Regions from separate parts of the Mus musculus genome. Here region 1 is linked to region 2. A link is a loop called in an ENCODE intact Hi-C map of the cell type or tissue named here. Cell type or tissue: heart. All regions are shown on one strand. Each heading gives the region's core, and the rest is flanking DNA. Links, peaks and the distances in the headings are about the cores only. Region 1 overlaps Hoxaas2 (Hoxa cluster antisense RNA 2). Region 2 has its middle 16 kb from the start of Gm32328.

The links. A loop is a pair of places that touch in the nucleus more often than their neighbours do. Peaks named below come from ENCODE experiments on the same cell type or tissue, not always from the same donor. Only the 100,000 strongest peaks of a DNase experiment are listed, where the experiment ranks them.
Region 1: it touches region 2 in a loop (4-fold over the local background); 10 of 42 quality-filtered maps call a loop at or near these places.

Annotation. Positions count from the first base shown.
Region 1 is chr6:52,166,171-52,168,980 of GRCm38, forward strand. It overlaps Hoxaas2 (Hoxa cluster antisense RNA 2), which reads left to right. Exons shown (of 3, transcript NR_131182.1): 2 at 1,541-1,720; 3 at 2,209-2,810. Among named protein-coding and RNA genes, the nearest start is that of Hoxaas2, 1.9 kb to the left of the region's middle. In heart, for the core only: no CTCF peak of the experiment used is centred there; no DNase peak of the experiment used is centred there; H3K4me3 peaks cover 2,448 bases; H3K27ac peaks cover 2,402 bases; H3K27me3 peaks cover 2,500 bases.
Region 2 is chr6:51,181,069-51,183,878 of GRCm38, forward strand. No RefSeq gene overlaps it. Among named protein-coding and RNA genes, the nearest start is that of Gm32328, 16 kb to the left of the region's middle. In heart, for the core only: no CTCF peak of the experiment used is centred there; no DNase peak of the experiment used is centred there; H3K27me3 peaks cover 1,653 bases.

The DNA.
Region 1 (2,810 bases), core at 132-2,631, 990 kb after region 2:
TGCTCTTGGGCACCAGGGAGAATCGCACCCTGGTTATGTTGTGGGAACAGCACTGCAGAGGAGAGGGCATCTCAAGGAGGAGTTATATCCTTCTACTTCTCCTTTCATTCTCTTTCCTCCAGTTCTGAGGCAGGACTTCGGACTGAGTGCTGGACAGGGCTGAAGGATTCAAAAGACAACACCTTTAGATACCAAGCAAGAACTTAAAATAAAAAAATCACCATACCAGAAGAGAGAGAGAGAGAGAGAGAGAGAGAGAGAGAGAGAGAGATCTAATGAAGGTACCTTCTCTCCCTCAAACCCTAAGGATGGATGGAGATTCTGGGGTTGGTTTTTTTTTTTTTTTTCCTTTGAAATGGACCAAGTGATCAGAATGCCCCAGGCCGGCAGGCATCAGTGGCAGGAAAATAAATCATTCTGATGGCCAAGGAGAGAAAGGTTGGTGGGGGAGAAAATACTATGCAGAAAACAAGAAAGGCTGACCAAGGAGCAAGGGCAGAACTCCATCTCTGAGGCTAGCTAGCAGTTAGGGGGTTTGGCTCTAAAGTGGTCTCCAGCCTTGACCAGCTCTGAGCATTACCTTGCAGATAGAGATGCTATTTTGGAAAATGTAAGGGTTTTTCCAGTTTTCTTGCTTTTATTCCAAACAAAGCTCTGAAGGAAGTCTGGGTGTGATCAATCTTGCTCACCAAAAGCCCTGACAGCTTCTGGCCCTTAAGAACACATCTCAGCTTCAAGCTTTTTCCAAGCTCAAATGTGGCCCAGCAAAGAGGAGGGCAGGAAACGCAAGTAAACAGGGAAATTTTGTCTTTTTAAAGATCGGGGTTTGGCCGTAGAGAGGGCTCTAAGGCTGCTTTCAGGGAAGGTGCTTTGCAGATGGAAGGGTGGTGGCTTTGGGCATTTGCTTTTACCAGAAAGCATTGAGAGACAGAGGAAAGTTAGAAAGCAGGGCTGCCCACAGCATTGGGCTTTGTCAGGCTGCGTGGGTGAAAAAGCTTTTTGCCTTCCTCAGCTGCCTTAATTCAAAAGCCATCTGGAAGAAAACCCTTTTCTGAGACTGCTCCAGCATTCAGATCTTTCCCCAATCTATTACTTTAATTCTGGAGATATTTTAATAACTATTTCTTTTTTAATATCCAGGAAGCTGAGCGTGAGGTGAATTTATTTTTTCTTTGAAAGCCAAAATGAATGCCTTGACTGGCAAGAGAAGGAGAGGCTCTGTGGTACAATCTCTGCCCTGAGGCAAGGAGGAAGCCAAAGGGAAGGTTTGTAGGCATAGGTTCAAATGCTGATTATCTCTGGAAGGTTTTCAGGGGGAGACCCCACACACACCTCTTCCCCTTGATGCTGTCCCTTATTTTCTCAGGTAATTTTGTGCATGTTTTTTAAAATGCTTACATAAAAAGACTAGTGTTATCTGCACGGTTTCAATAACCCCAAAGGCTCCAGTTCCTCAAAGACTGGTTTTCCAGCCTTTGCATTTCTGATGTGTGCATCCTAAGGAGATGGGGTGGGGAGAGCAAATCCAACTTCCCTACAGGCCAAAAGAGAGCACGGATCAAGAGCAGGACGAATCAAGAGCAGGAGGGTAGACGACGACGTGGGGAAAGCTCCTTTGGCGTGAGACTCCCAGCGTTCTGCGGCAGCCTGCTTTTGTATCCTCAAGATTTTCCTAAACCGTGAAAAGGGCTCCTAAACGCTGCTCTCTGGGACTCAGCAGGTACCCAGAAATGACGCCAGCTCTTGCTTTTAAGGATTTTCTTAGGGTGCCTGGGGTGTGGGTGGGTAGAGGCCATGATGATGGATATTCGAGATTGCAAACAAAATGGCGACATTTTCCACTTCTGCCTCTGAAAGATACAATCCAGAGAGAATGTGGGTTCAGATGCCCCCAATCTCCACACGCAGGTCGTTCACTTCCACCTCTGAGGGGTTAGTGATGGGATGCAGCTGTGAAGCTTGCTTTTTCTGAATTTGCCTTCATGGATCTGTAATTCTTTACTTTGGAGATGGAAATATTTCCCTTTTCCCGTATCTGCCTTTTACTCTGCCAGCCAGTCAGCGGGCATCCTATCTTAAATCCAAACGTGGAAATGTAATATTAAGCTTGTGTAGCAGCAAATGAAAGAAGTACTTGTACAATTGCATTTTTATTAGAAAGATACCAATCTCCTTTCTCTCTCCTCCTCCCCCTGGGGCCATAAAAAGAGAGGAAATAAATCCACAGAATGGCAGATGCTGAATTCCGGGAGGAATTTGATGCTGAGATTCATGGAAGGGATTCCTTCCAATACAAGGAAGACCTGGAGGACTATGAAGCTCAGTCCTTTTTCTGGAGACCTAAGGGAGAGTAGGTCCCTTTTGAGGTGAATTTAGAAGAGTCCCGTCCCCCCCATCTTCTTTAGGCGTGATAATGAACCGCGAAGCATCCTCAGTGGAGACCTGGAATTCGATAGCTTGTGGGAAGAGCTTAAGACCTTGTGCGGTTCCAAGGTTGAGGCCTTGGCCGATGGGCTTTCGGTGCGGGGGAATGGAGAGGAGCCCCGGGTTCTTGGTGTCGGCGTCCCGCACCTGTGCGCCCCCCGCTGAGCCCGAGGCCGGCCGCCTTTGTTTCTGCCAGGCCGCTCTGCACTTAGCAGCCTGGCGCCCTGCTTGGGCGGCAGCTGGGAACCAGGCAGCTCAGCGGGCCGGGAGCCTGGCATTTCCCGAGCTGCGGCAGCCACTTGAAACCGCGGCCTCTATCCCCAGAACTCGCCGAGCTTCCAAGGCAGACGCTGGACCAGGCCTCACGCCAGAGTCGCGGTGCTGCC
Region 2 (2,810 bases), core at 192-2,691:
CTGATTTGAGGCTACTCTTCATGTTTAGTTTATCTCCTACAACCTCGGCCAGCAATTCCAGCACTGTTCTTTCAGACATTTTTCTGAACTCTTTCCCTGGGCTTCACATCCTTCAGGAACGCATAGTCACAGCAAACTCGCACATTAAAGACATTAGTCCGTTTTTAAATTGCAAACTTTTTTCCTTTTGCCAATTCCGTTTTTACTAACAACATCTGCTTCCAATCTATTTGTGCTTTTAGGAATACTGGTTTTTATTAACAGCACCTGAGAACACCAGCAAACGACGAAGGATATGTGATTAAGAATATCATCAAACAAGTATTTAACAAAACGCATGATTGGCTGTGTTCAGGCCTCTAAACAGAGCAAATGGGCCCAGTTCACTCTTCATTTTACGTCTCTAGTGCTTTTCACTTCTTTCCACTTCTTGATAGTATGGGTTCCAGCAACAAAGCAATGGTTCTGTTTATCATTAAATCATAAACTTACAGCAATACACTTTTATTTATAATAAAGCGTATAACCAATAAACTCCAGAGCCAAGTCCTTTCATTGTGGTGGCAGATGGCTGTGAAAAGAACTCTGTGCATTTTGGTTTCCTTTAGCTAGTAGTGATGATTAAAGCATCCAAACATAGCTCAAATGAAAACTTGAAACACATCCTAAACATATAAAGTTAGTTGCTGACGGTGAAAAAATAAATACATTTTCATTCCATTTTTCTTGTTTATGAATATGTGAAAAGGGTGATTTCATTCATTTTCTCTTCTGGCTGAATAAGAAAAAGACATGGAGAACTGGCATGCTCTGTAGAAAAGCAGCAGTCCTGGCCAGATAGGAATTAAGCAGGAATGTTACAGTGGCATTTTACAAATCTCTTTGAATAAAAACTGATTGGCCAATTCCATGCTCACAGCTGGAAGGCGCTTGTTCATGTACATTTTAAAGACTTCATTTGCCTTTGTGGACAAACATCAGCCACAAAAAAAAAAAAAAAAAAAAAAAAAGGAAAATTAAGAGCACAGTGGGAGGCGTTGGCTTTGTTTATTTCGAAGTCCTTTTCGTAGTGAGTGCTTTTAAAATTAACAGTAAGAATGTATATGTATACGATCGTATGTTCATGCATTTGCGTATCGTTGCTTTTTTTAAAACGAATGTTTTGTTCCCAGAGTGCCATAAAAGAGTGGAGACACAATCTGTATTAACGTAGACATGAAATAAATGCATAAAATTAAAATGTGCAAGAATACTGGCTTTTGTGTAAAGGTAAAAAATTAATATCTGAAGAAAATAGATAGTAGATAAGTGGTGACTCGCACCTTTAATCCCAGCACTTGGGAGGCAGAGGCAGGCGGATTTCTGAGTTCAAGGCCAGCCTGGTATACAGAGTGAGTTCCAGGACAGCCAGGGCTATACAGAGAAACCCTGTCTCAAAACAAACAAAAAAAAAAAAAAAAAACAAAGTGTATCTCTGAAATGAACACATTTTTGCTTCACTTTTGAGTTTGGATTATATGGGAAATTACCCGAAGCCGGTTGAAAGAACAATCCAAAGCCATCTCCCCCACTCCTGAACAATGTTATTCCCTTGAACTTGACTGTGGGCTAATATAGATTTCAAAATGTATTTTGTTGTATGGCTATTATTTTCAACACCCAAATTATATATATTCATAATATAAAAATGAATAAGGGAAAGCAAAATTCATCCTTAACCAATGAAAGCCACTGCATATATATTTATCTGTGTATATATGTATAGAGATATTTGCTTTACATATCTTAAATTATTTTATATACAAATAATATGTAAATACATTCTTGAAATTTTTCTGAGTATCTTTTTGCATTTCAAAACTGCACTTATATTATTAAACTATGAAGTTGTTTTAAATTAGCCTTGGTAAACTAAGAAATTCCTCCCATGGCCTCTGGGTTCTTCTATGTTTTGGGGATTGGCTGTTCGGTCTCCTCCTAAGAATCTAACTGGATTTATTCAGCAAGCTGTCCTCCAACTTCACGTCTTGACTTTGTAAATAGTGCTGAGTGCAGGGTGCACTACGCCTTCCTTAACTGGTGACTGTAAAATTCATAGGCTGAATTCTTGTAAAAGTCATTGTATATTTTTTAAGCTTTTGTTAAATATTTTTCTTTTTACTTTTTAACCCTTTTCTTTTTCCTCCCCACTCCCGACCCCGTGTGCATGTGGGATCTTTTTGGTTTATTTGTTTTTATTTCTTTCCTCCTTCTCCTCCTCCTCCTCCTCCTCCTCAAATGGCTTAGTTAACCAAAGCAGTAACGAATACATTATGGCTTTTTAAAAATCAAAACACACACACACATACCACACAAAGCCAAGGTTTCCATACACCAGGTTCTTTTCTGGTCAGTTTACCATACATAGTGTTTTGTTTTGTTGTATTTGTTTTGTGTGTGTGTGTGTGTGTGTGTGTGTGTTATCTTTTCCCTGTACAAATTTACAAGTAACACATATGCATACGTTGAAATGTGGAAGTCTTGGATACTAATAAAATCATTCAAGCTGCTCACAGTCTTTATTACGATCCCTCAAATGAGCTAAGGGAAAACAGGGAAGGGGGAGCAGAGGAGACGCTTTGGGGAGGGATGCAGAGAGAGGCGTGGCTGGGTATCCGGAAAGCGACAACCTGTGCTGTATAGTCCCCTCTTTCTTTCTTAGTTCCTGCTTAGAATTTTTCATTGCGAGGAAAACAAAAACCATTATTCAAACATTATAATCTTAATATCGCCTTTTGTCCACAAGTCATTCCACAGCAGCTGGGGACCCA